2 separate regions of the Homo sapiens genome follow, and region 1 is linked to region 2. Evidence: chromatin loops called from intact Hi-C (ENCODE). Cell type or tissue: B cell. All regions are shown on one strand. Links, peaks and the distances in the headings refer to the core of each region. The heading gives the core; the rest is flanking DNA. Region 1 overlaps BCL2 (BCL2 apoptosis regulator). Region 2 overlaps BCL2 (BCL2 apoptosis regulator).

Evidence for each region. Hi-C counts contacts between places; a loop is a spot of excess contacts. Peaks named below come from ENCODE experiments on the same cell type or tissue, not always from the same donor. Only the 100,000 strongest peaks of a DNase experiment are listed, where the experiment ranks them.
Region 1: it touches region 2 in a loop (2.6-fold over the local background); 11 of 110 quality-filtered maps call a loop at or near these places.

The regions. Positions count from the first base shown.
Region 1 is chr18:63,214,674-63,220,054 of GRCh38, reverse strand. All of the region lies in intron 2 of BCL2 (BCL2 apoptosis regulator), which reads left to right. Among named protein-coding and RNA genes, the nearest start is that of BCL2, 100 kb to the left of the region's middle. In B cell, for the core only: no CTCF peak of the experiment used is centred there; no DNase peak of the experiment used is centred there; H3K27ac peaks cover 782 bases.
Region 2 is chr18:63,160,054-63,165,434 of GRCh38, reverse strand. All of the region lies in intron 2 of BCL2 (BCL2 apoptosis regulator), which reads left to right. Among named protein-coding and RNA genes, the nearest start is that of BCL2, 160 kb to the left of the region's middle. RefSeq lists enhancers at 3,205-3,254, 3,455-3,744, 3,835-4,074, 4,485-4,604. In B cell, for the core only: no CTCF peak of the experiment used is centred there; DNase peaks (open chromatin) are centred at 2,874, 3,564, 4,194 and 5,034; H3K4me3 peaks cover 2,459 bases; H3K27ac peaks cover 4,619 bases.

The DNA of each region.
Region 1 (5,381 bases), core at 168-5,167, 55 kb before region 2:
GATTGTAGATTTGAAGATTAGTACTGCTGAGTAACAAATGCCTTCATTCTTCTTTATCAACCACTCTGTCTTCTGGAAGGAAATAAAGGCCCCGATTTCTGGAGTTCTGAGCCTACTTTTCTTGGGTGCATTTTGAAACATACGGATTTTACCGCTAGTATATTCAGTGAGGAAGGAAGGCTTCTGAAGGATTGATGATCCCCAAACTGGATTATGTGTTCATGATAATGGTGTATTTGGTGGCCTAGCATAGTGAGGTGAGGTAGGTCTTTAAAATGGCTCATTATAAACATCATTGTTCCTGAGCTCACTTGCCCTTGCATCTCCTGCCAGAGTGCTTTGTACATAGTAGGCCCTCATCAATGCTTGTAGATTTTAAATTCGGAGGCACACTTGGAAGACAATGGTGGCTGGTAAATTAATTATCAGGGTTAGCAACTTCATTTCTGCTTACGCTTAAAAAGTGCTGCGTGAGGAGGCTGAGACAGGAGAATTGCTTGAACCAGGGAGGCAGAGGTTGCAGTGAGCTGAGATTGTGCCACTGTGTTCTACCCTGGGCGACAGAGCGAGAATCCGTCTCAAAAAAAAAAAAAAAAAAAAAAAGTTCTGCTGTGGTTGATACATGGTGTTGGAATGCAAAGAAAAATAGAGAAGATCCCTGCCCTCCAGAACTTTGTGACCTAGAGGCAACTTTAGAACCATAAGCCACTAAAATTTAGAAAGTTCAGGAGAAAGGACAATCACTTTTGACTTGGAGGAATGAGGTAGCACTTGAGCTAGGTTTGAAAAATAAGATTTTTCTCTAGGACTGAGGTGAGAGAAGGCTGTTCCACATGGTAGGAACAGCACAAACAAAAACCTGCAAGAGTAAAATTGCAAGCCATATTTGGAGAATCAGAAAAAGCCTGGTATGTTCAGAAGATAAGATTTAATGATGTTGGTTTGGGGAAGTTAGAAGTCCTTTAATGTCAAATGATGGAACTCAGGTTATGTTATATAGAAAATGGAGTCACATAAAGTGTTGGATGAGTGCAGTGATATCAACCAACTCATGCTTTAGAATGAGAACCTGGTTGCAGGGAGACCAGTTAAGAAGAGGCTTAGGTGTTCAGGAGAGATATAAAGGCAGGAGAAGAAAAAGGAGCCAGAAATGAGATTCAGAATTGGCAGTTGATTGAAGGAAGGGCCAAGGTGGAGAGAACAACCAAACACAATCCCAAGGGACAGAGTGGATGGGGATGAGTGGAGGGGGATGAGTAGATGGGGATGAGTGGAGGATGGGGATGAGTAGAGGGGGATGAGTGGAGGATGGAGATGAGTGGAGGATGGGGAGGAGTGGAGGATGGGGATGAGTGGAGAATGGGATGAGTGGAGGATGGGGATGACTGGAGGATGGGGATGAGTGGAGGATGGGATGAGTGGATGGGATGAGTGGAGGGGGATGAGTGGATGGTGGTGGAGAGACACAGAGAGGATCAGAATTTGATTGGCCAAGACTCTGGATTTCCAGGGAGGTTGTGGAGAGATAAGATGAAATAGTATGTGAAAGAACTTTGAACAATGCTTTGCATAAAGGAGATATTCAATGAACATTAAATTGAAAGAAAAAGGGAAGGAACGAAAGAAAAAAAAGAAAGGGAAGAAGGAGCTTTTCCCTTCTCTCTACCTCTCTGCTGTGCCCCAGTAGGGAGAGACATTGAGGGTTTTAGGAGATCTGGTGGGCATTTTTCCTGGGCTGTTCCTACCAATAGACTTGCTGCTGGTTTCATGTTAGTTAGGTGGCACACCAAGAGGGGACTCAGAAAGAACAGAAGATCAGAACTTGCTGGTGTCAGACAGAAAAGACATGAGCTTGAGCCACATTTGAAGAAAGAAAGAGAATTGGGTTGATGAAAAGGCCATACTGAGAATTATGGGAGTAGAAGTTGTGAAGGCAAGAAGGAAGACGGAAGAAAACACACCACCGATGCAGAGAAAGAGAAGGATGCTGACTGACCTTGGAGGCAGTTTCTGCATGTTCTGGGGCCTATCTTTCTATCCTTCCCTCTATCCCTCCCTTCCTTCCTTTTTTCCATTCTTCTATTTTTCTGAACTCAACTCTGTGACATTTTCTTGGGAATTTCACATCTTCGTAGTACAAGGAACCCATAGGACTAACCTATTGTTTGCCATTTTGCTTAAAGTGAACACTCAACGTCTAATTTTGTGTTAAACCTAGAACGTAGTAAACAAAACCTGGAATTGATTGTAAAGGGTCATGGATTGCCAGAGATCAAAAGGTTTCTAAAGATCACTTTGTCTAACCTTAGCATTTTACTTAAGGAAACTGAGGCTCAACACTGATAAAGCCATTTGCCCACAGACACGTGGCCAGTTAGTGGAAAAGCTGGGACTGAACTCAAAGGATGGTCACTCTTATTTCACAACATCATAAGGAGGAGGCCTGTCATTTGGCGGTCAGCACTTGCCAGGTTGTCAAGACAAGATTTGATGCTTTTGGGAAATGTGGGTGAACTATTGGGGATCATTGGAAGGAGAACGTTGCTTACCTTCTGACCAGCCTATCCTGAAACTCTGTTAGGAAAACCCTACTACTCTATGAAAACAAACCCAGTTTCTCCTCATTTTTTTCCTGACCATTGGGAATAACAGCAAGACAGTCCTTTTAGTGATTAGAAACCAAGTCACATTGACTTTTTCTGACAAGCCACTCCAGGATAACTCTCAATAAATTATTTTATTGGAAGTACTGGCTGGTACTTTGCCTTACAGAATGCCTTTCGGTTTCTTTGTCTTGGGCTTTGATTATTTGGTAAACATTTCAGTTTCATGATGACGTGGTGTTTAGATGGCAATGCATGAATTGCATTACTAAAATTGTTTGCCTTCAGTTATATTACATCTGCTTCAGGAATGCTAGAGAACATAAACACAGTTTATTTACTAAACTACCTCAGTTGGAGCATCTGAGAGAGAGAAAGCATAAAATCTGGTGGTTGGCATGGCGTCTCATCTCGAGTCAGAGAATCTTGAAGCTGGGAGGTTCTTTTGGAAGCCTCCTGCTGCCGCCTTCTTCAACGTGATGCCACCATCCTCCCCCTGAATGTGTCTAACAAAAGGCAGTTCTCAGAATGTGCCAACTGTTAGAAGAAGGAAAACCACAATTGAATAGAAACTTTTAAATTAATTTATCCTAACATGGATCGTAGATTTGTTATGTTGACTGCACTGCAAAACGAATCAAGCCAGAATCACATTGGAATCTTTTTTTGGTGTGCAAAATCCCAGTGTTTCTTTGAGGCAGTGCTTTCAGTGGTGCACGTCTCTCCTGTGCAGAGGAAGGCTCTTTACATCATCTTAGCACAGTGTCTTCCACTTCTGTGGTTTCTATCACTTCTATTGCCTTTTCCCTTGGTATTGTACCTTTCCTTGATATGGGTTCCAAGATGTAGCTGTACTTAAAGACTTGATGGTAAAAATAGGCCAGTCTCTAAAGCAATTACAGTTCTCTGTAATTTTTGGATCCTATCAACCAGCTTTGACATTTGGTTGAATGTGTTTTTGCAGACATCAGTGTAAACTTTACAGAGGGCCACTGAGCCTTAGCAGTTCTTCCTAAGCAAAGTTTCACTCATTCTTTTTTTTTTTTTTTTTAGAAAACATTTAAGGCCTCCTATGTTCCTTTCAGTGTTCGCTGTTTCTTCTTTATCTGGGGTCCTTACTGACTCACCTTGACGTTACTGATTCATAAATGGATTTTCATTTCTTTTGCTGGGGGTCAGCACTTTGATGATTATCCACTTCCACTTCCACTGTGTTATTTTTTACATAATATTTTTGTTCTGGTTACAAAAGCAAGATAGAATTTTTGCAGAAAAATCCGGAAAATAGAGAAAAGCAAACAGAAGAAAAAAAAATCACTCATAACCCACCACCAAAAACAAACAAACAAACAAAACCACAGCCCTATTGTTAATATGTTGATAGGCTCCTGTCTTTGCCTAGCACTTAGAACCCTCCTAGTCAGGTTCTAAATTAACTTTACAACCTCATCTCCCTGCTTGCACCTCCTCTGGGGACATACATTGCCTGGCATAAGACTTTTCATATTTCTCTCTCAATGAATTTTTTCTGATTATGTAAATAATTCATGTGGTTGTACATATTTCCAATAGTACCTATAAGGAAAATAAAGTAAAAATTATTTTTAAAAACATTTCACCTTATTAAAAAAAATCTCACCACCCTGAAATAAAAGCCATTGATATTTTGGGGACCATCTCACCACCATGTGTTTATGTCACCTCCACACACATGATTTCCCATAAATGAGATAGGAGCACCCATGCGGTTCTTATCATGGACACTTGCTTTCATTTTTCACTTATTTACTTTTTTCCTCTCATTCCCTTCCCTCCTTCCACTCTAATTCCTCTCTTCTAGATTGCCAGTGGCATCAGCCTTGTCTGTGTCCTTCCATACTTTATGCTTCTACAATCTTACCAAATGTTTTGTAGTCACAAATATATGTTGTGATTGTTTTTTATACAAATCAGATCATATCATATGTCCCTTTATGCATCTTTCTTTTTCTCATTTAACAGTGATAGATTGCTGAAATCCCTCTTTTGTTTTTTCATGACTGCGTACTATTCCTTGATTGACTGTAGCATGAATTATTGAATGTAGCTATGACAAATAATACTGTAATAAACATTTCTGTGCTTACAGGACGTGAGATGACTTGATTAAGAAAAGAATAGATTTTTAGATTGGAATAGACATTTCCAGATTGCTTTCTAAATGGCATGGTGATTCGTATTTCTACCAGCAAGTCTTTCTGTATCTTGCCAAGGGACGATGCCTCTAAATTGCAAGAAAGGGTGGGATGCCTTGTCCATTTGAAATCCAAAACATCAAGACAAATATGGGGCAATAATATGACCATCACAATAATATATATAAAAGAGAATTCATTAAGGGATGATTATCGCTTTCTAGAGTTGGGTTCTGGGGAAGTATTATTTATAGAAATGAGCCTTAGGAGGCCAGGCACACTGGCTCACGTCTGTAATCCCAGCATTTTGGGAGGCAGAGGCAGGTGGGTCACTTGAGGTCAGGAGTTTGAGACCAGCCTGGCCAACATGGTGAAACCCCATTTACTAAAAATACAAAAATTAGCTGGGCATGGTGGCACATGCCTGTAGTCCCAGCTACTTGGGGGGCTGAGGCATGAGAAACACTTGAAACCAGGAGGCGGAGGTTGCAGTGAGCCAAGATCGTGCCACTCCACTCCAGCCTGGGTGACAGAGTGAGCGTATGTCTCAAAAATAGATAAATAAATAAATAAATAAATAAAAAAGAAAAGAAATGAGCCTTAG
Region 2 (5,381 bases), core at 198-5,197:
CTGCAGCTAGGGGCCTGGAAGATGGAGACAAGGCAGTCAGAGAACAATGAAGACAGAGCCAGAGCCATGAAAAGTGACAGCAGCAAACCCAGAGAGAGGGACAGAGACCAACAGAGTCACACCCAATGAGGTTCATCCAAACCAAGACACTTCCCTCCATGGTTGTCAGCCCTGAGCTCCTGTTTCCTCCCTTGGGTTGTAAATTCCTCCTGAGCAGTGGTTGTGTTTATTCATCTTGGTATCCTTAGAGCCTTGCAGGGCACCACATGGGGGCTGGCACATGGTAGGCGCCCAATAATAATTTTGAACCTGAATTGAATTAATAAAAATATTCTTCTATTTTTATTTATTTATTTATTTATTATTATACTTTAAGTTTTAGGGTACATGTGCACAATGTGCAGGTTAGTTACATATGTATACATGTGCCATGCTGGTGCGCTGCACCAACTAACTCGTCATCTAGCATTCACATTTTCTTAATCCAGTCTATCATTGTTGGACATTTGGGTTGGTTCCAAGTCTTTGCTATTGTGAAAAATATTCTTCTATTAATTGACTTGAGGATTTCACAGTCTCTCTTGAAAATCTATCTACAGGGCTACCAAGGTTTCCATTACCTTGAACGCTGACGTTCACGCCTTAAATCTAACTGTGCTTTCTTGCCATGGCTTAAGTTCATTTCTCCTCCAGTGGTTTCAAATGCATGGAATGATTTTTCAGCCATTCAGGAAGAAGGAATGCTGTGTATAAAGCCTGGATTCAATAAAGCCAGATTTTTGAAAAACAGCTCTTTAGCATCTTCTACTACAGACACTGGTCTGGGCAGGGCTTTTTATTTTATTGAATCCAGCTGAAGAGCTTGACTACATTAATAATGGGCTTCATTTCCAACCACTGCCTCCCAGTCTTTCCCCCTAAAAGCCTCATGGTACTTAAGCAACTGCTAATACAGGAATAATTGTCAGTGGCATCACTTCCTGCCGTGATTTGACCACCAGGATGAGGTTTTCTTCTTGTACCTAATCTGGAGTTCTCAGGCATACCATGTCTGGGGCTGCCAGATCATATTTAAAATTTGTAAGCAAATCTAATGGCAGCTGTGATTTGAGTTGTATTGAGTTTATGTTGAGAAAGTAGGATTTGGGAAGATTCTCTTGGGTATGTAGTAATATTTTTCTGGAGCAAGCCTACCTAAAGATTGCCCAGAGGTTCAAATCTCTTATTTCTACAGAGCATGGAAGGGTGGTACCATATCACAGGGTCCTGAGGGCGGACTGGAAGATTTTACTCCATTCATTTCAAAGAAAACTCTATTTGTTCAGCTCCCATACCACCACCATACTTCTTTCTGAAGCTTCCCTGGAAGATGACATCTCACCATCAGTTTTCTTTACACTGGACTTGACTCATGATGGATTTAGTACACATAACTGTAACATGGTATCCATACAGAAGATAAGCTCCTCTTTGCTTCAATGAAAAAGGCCATATAAAAGCACACACCTATTAACAGGAATATAGCACAGCCACTAAGAGCACAGACTCTGAAGAGTCTGATTGCCAGATTGCCAGAGTTTGAGTCTAGCTTAGCCACTATGTGACTTTGGACAACTTCCCTCCAATACTTTGATCTCCTCATGTGTGAAGTGGGGAATATAATAGTGCCTACTTTTTAAAGTCACTATGAAGTTTAAGATGAATGGATATTTGTTAAGTGCTTAGATCAGTGCTTGTACACAGTGCTATATAAATGACTATTGTTGTGTGTTTTTTTTCATTTTACTGAATATCCAATACATTATTCCTCTCCACATAACTTCCTACTAGGATAAAAAGTAAAGTTTCTCTTTCAGGCAACATGCAATCAAATTTAACAGCTGGCCAAAAGTTTAGTAAGACCTTGCTTATTACACCTTTTTGGCAATATTAAAATAATATTTGTTTCAATCTAAAGGTTGCTTCATCTGCTGTTATAGGGCTAGGCACTGTGGGGCCAATAGGAGTGAAATATGTGATACCCCTCCCAAAAGAACTTGCAATCAAACAATATTGGAAAATATAAGAAGTGATATATTAGGTAGCAAAACAAAACTGAAGAGCAGATGTGATGAACTATTGGAGAAGTTTAGGAGATGTAGACATTAGTGACAGCTTGAATGGTCAGGTGAGGAAGGTAAGGAGATTTTCAGGTGGGATGAGCTGAGCTGGAAGAATGGGTTAAGATTTGGGTGATGAAGGTAAGAGTGCTCCCAGAAGGTAAAGATACAGACAGTGGTAAGGAAGGGTGGCCAGCCATGGTGACTCACACCTGTAATCCCAGCACTTTGGGAGGCCGAGGTGGACCAATGACTTGAACCGAGGAGTTCAAGACCAACCTTGGCAACATAGCCAGACCCCATCTCTACAAAAACTAGCCAGACATAGTGGCACATGCCTATAGTCCCAGCTACTCAGGAGGTTGAGGCAAGAGGATCACTTGATCCTGGGAATTCAAGGCTGCAGTGAGCTATAATTGCGACTGCACTCCAGCCTGAGTGACAGAGCAAAAGTTTCTCAATTTAAAGGAAGGAAGGAGGGAAGGAAGGAGGGATGGAAAGAAGGAAGGAAGGAGGGAAGGAAAGAAGGAAGGAGGGCAGAGTTTGGGGGTTTGGGAGGGTGAAGGCATGGAAATGAAGGCTCTGGTGTCTTCCTTGGAGGAGCAGTGAGGATGCTGCCCTAGTGGTAGCCAAGGATTAATTGTGCCAAGAGCATAGATGGTGCTAGAAAATCAGGCGACAGTAGCTGGATTATGAAGGTCTTCACAAAGCAGGCAAATGAGTTCAGATTTGGTTTAATAGAAAATAGGAAGTGAGAAAGAGGTAAGAAACACGATCTAGAATGCTGGCCAGCTGTGTCACCCGCGTGCCTGCCTGCACCAGTAGTGTCCCCGAGCTGGGCCTGACACCATTCTTTGGTGATGGTGGAATAAAGGCAAGTTGAAGAAATAAAAACATGTTCATATATGTGAGTTCCCAAGACAAACCACAGCAGATCCCAGGAATGTGTTTCTGATTGAGCAATGAAGACGTGTTGGTGGGGTTTTGGTTGGGGTGGGTGTGGGTGTCATCTCTGTTTCATGAGGTCTAAATTTCTACTGGCTCAGAAAAAGAACTTTGAGCAGTTTTTTGTTTATATGGGTCATCATCGTCTTCAATTTTTGTGGAGTTTTCTCAGAGCTTCTTGATGGTCTGCTAATACTAAAATAAATATATTAGGCCTTTTGCCTGTCTCTTCTTTTCTGTCACTGGGTGATGGCCTTTGTTTCCTCTAATGGACACATTCCAGATTTGAGTGCGGAGCGGGCAGTCCCTGGCTGCTCATGTCTGACATCGTTCCCTCCCTGTGTAGCAAAGGGAAATCAACAGCACGTGGGAGGGGGAATCTGTGTTCTAAGAACTGCTTTGGTTTACACATCTATAGATAACACTCAACCAGCACTGCAGGTCACATGGACCGGCTGGTGAGGCTGAGGATGAGTCACTTTTAAATTACTCATAGAGAAAGAAATATGTTTCTGAAAGCCAGAGTGGTTGGCTTACACATGGAGGTAAGAGAGAAAGCAGGCAGCTTCATAAAGCACTCAGACCTCCTGTGACAGCTGACGTGGTGTGTAGTGCGTCAGGTGGGAAGACGGGGCCCTGCGTCCTCAGCAATGTATTTGGAGGTGAGGCTTTTTGTTGATGGGAACCCCTGTGCTGGGACTTGGGGGTATTTAGGATACATTTCCATCTAGCTAGACTTTCTCTTACAGTCCCACTTTGTAAATGGCCCTAGGACCCTTGATTAACTTTCAGTAACACAGTCTAGTGGTGAACACCAAGCCATCTGAGGCTGAAATATGGAGAAGTATGTCAGTCCAACAGAAGGTCAGATGGGGAGGGGCGAGGGAGCTTTCAGAAAGTCTTGGAGTACAAGGGCCTCAGCTGAGCCTCGAAGGTCTTCATTCGTTGCAAAGAAGAAGGAATTCTGTCCCAAGCGAGATGGAAAGATCATCTGAGCAAAAAGAAAGCATCAGTGACAGAGGCTGCAACTTCATTTCACTGGCTGAGTCTAAATTTTTTTCACAGGAAAAAATATACAGAAGACAAGAGAACAATCACCAAGGAAGCCCAAGGCACTGCTTACTAAATTGGTCCAAGGGGGGGATTTCACCAAATGCAAATGAACAAAGAACAATACATGTGACTCAAAATATCCGTTATGCTCTTAATACTTACGAGAGGGTGTGAGGCAGGGAGGTGACCTTTTCAAGGGTTGAAAGCTGTCAACTTTTCAACCACATTGTTTTCATTGCTGGGAGATTGAAGACAGGATCACCTCAGGGTACCATTTTGGAAAAGTGATTTAAAAAAAATTAAAAACTCCTTCCTGCATAATGTTTTGGGACATTTTGAATTGTTTTTGCCGTGAAGACATAGAATTCAGGTGTCCAGGAAATACTGCAACCTTTTATGAGAAATGAATACCCAGAAGTCTAGAGCTGCCTGGCACTCACTCTGGCAGGTCTTCCACCTCTGGTCCCTCTCCAGCAGAAGGGCTAGTGAGCAGTTTAGGACCCCTGGAGCAGGGGTACCCTTACCCCCACCCCAAAGGAAGCGATGTGGCTTTTTTCTCGCAGCCCCGCCCCCATCCCTTTGACAGGTCACTAGAACAACAGAGTGCCCAAGTGGAGACAGGGAGGAATGTGATGGTTGGAGGGACCTAAAAATAACCATTTTTCCCTCATCCTGAATGTGCTACCCTGGGCCAGACATTCCCTGAAGGGCTCCTCTGAAATCTGGGAAACAGGAAATGCTAAGAAAATCTCTAATTTGCCTGGTCATGTGAACTCCTCTCGGTGTTGAAACAGAATTTTGGAAGAGGGGACTCTGCACTGTGGTTGAGCCCTCCTAATCAGAGAACATTTGCCCCTATGAGAATATGGTGGATGTGACTATTCAGCCTCAACTTCCCTCTTTCTAAACATGTAAACTCTGATGCCTAAAGAACAAAACCAGAAAAGAAACCCACTCGGTCTTAGTTGCGTATCTGAGTGCCGACAGGGCGGCTGAGAGGGGCCCACGTGCCTGTCGCTAAAAAGCCCCTTTGGCATTTCATAACAGGACCCAATCCCGCAGACTTGTCTGTGCAGGCTCACGCACCATCTTCAAAACCTTTACTACCTGTATTTGTAGTAGATGATTAATGATTAGGCTTTCTTCCCACACATTTGGCTTTGATAATCTCCACTCAAAAATATTCAGATGCAAATAATTTAAAAACAAAGTGGCTCCAAGGGCTCTTTCTGGGAGGATGGAAATGCTGCATATCTTGATAGGGGAGTGAGTTAAAGGGATGTA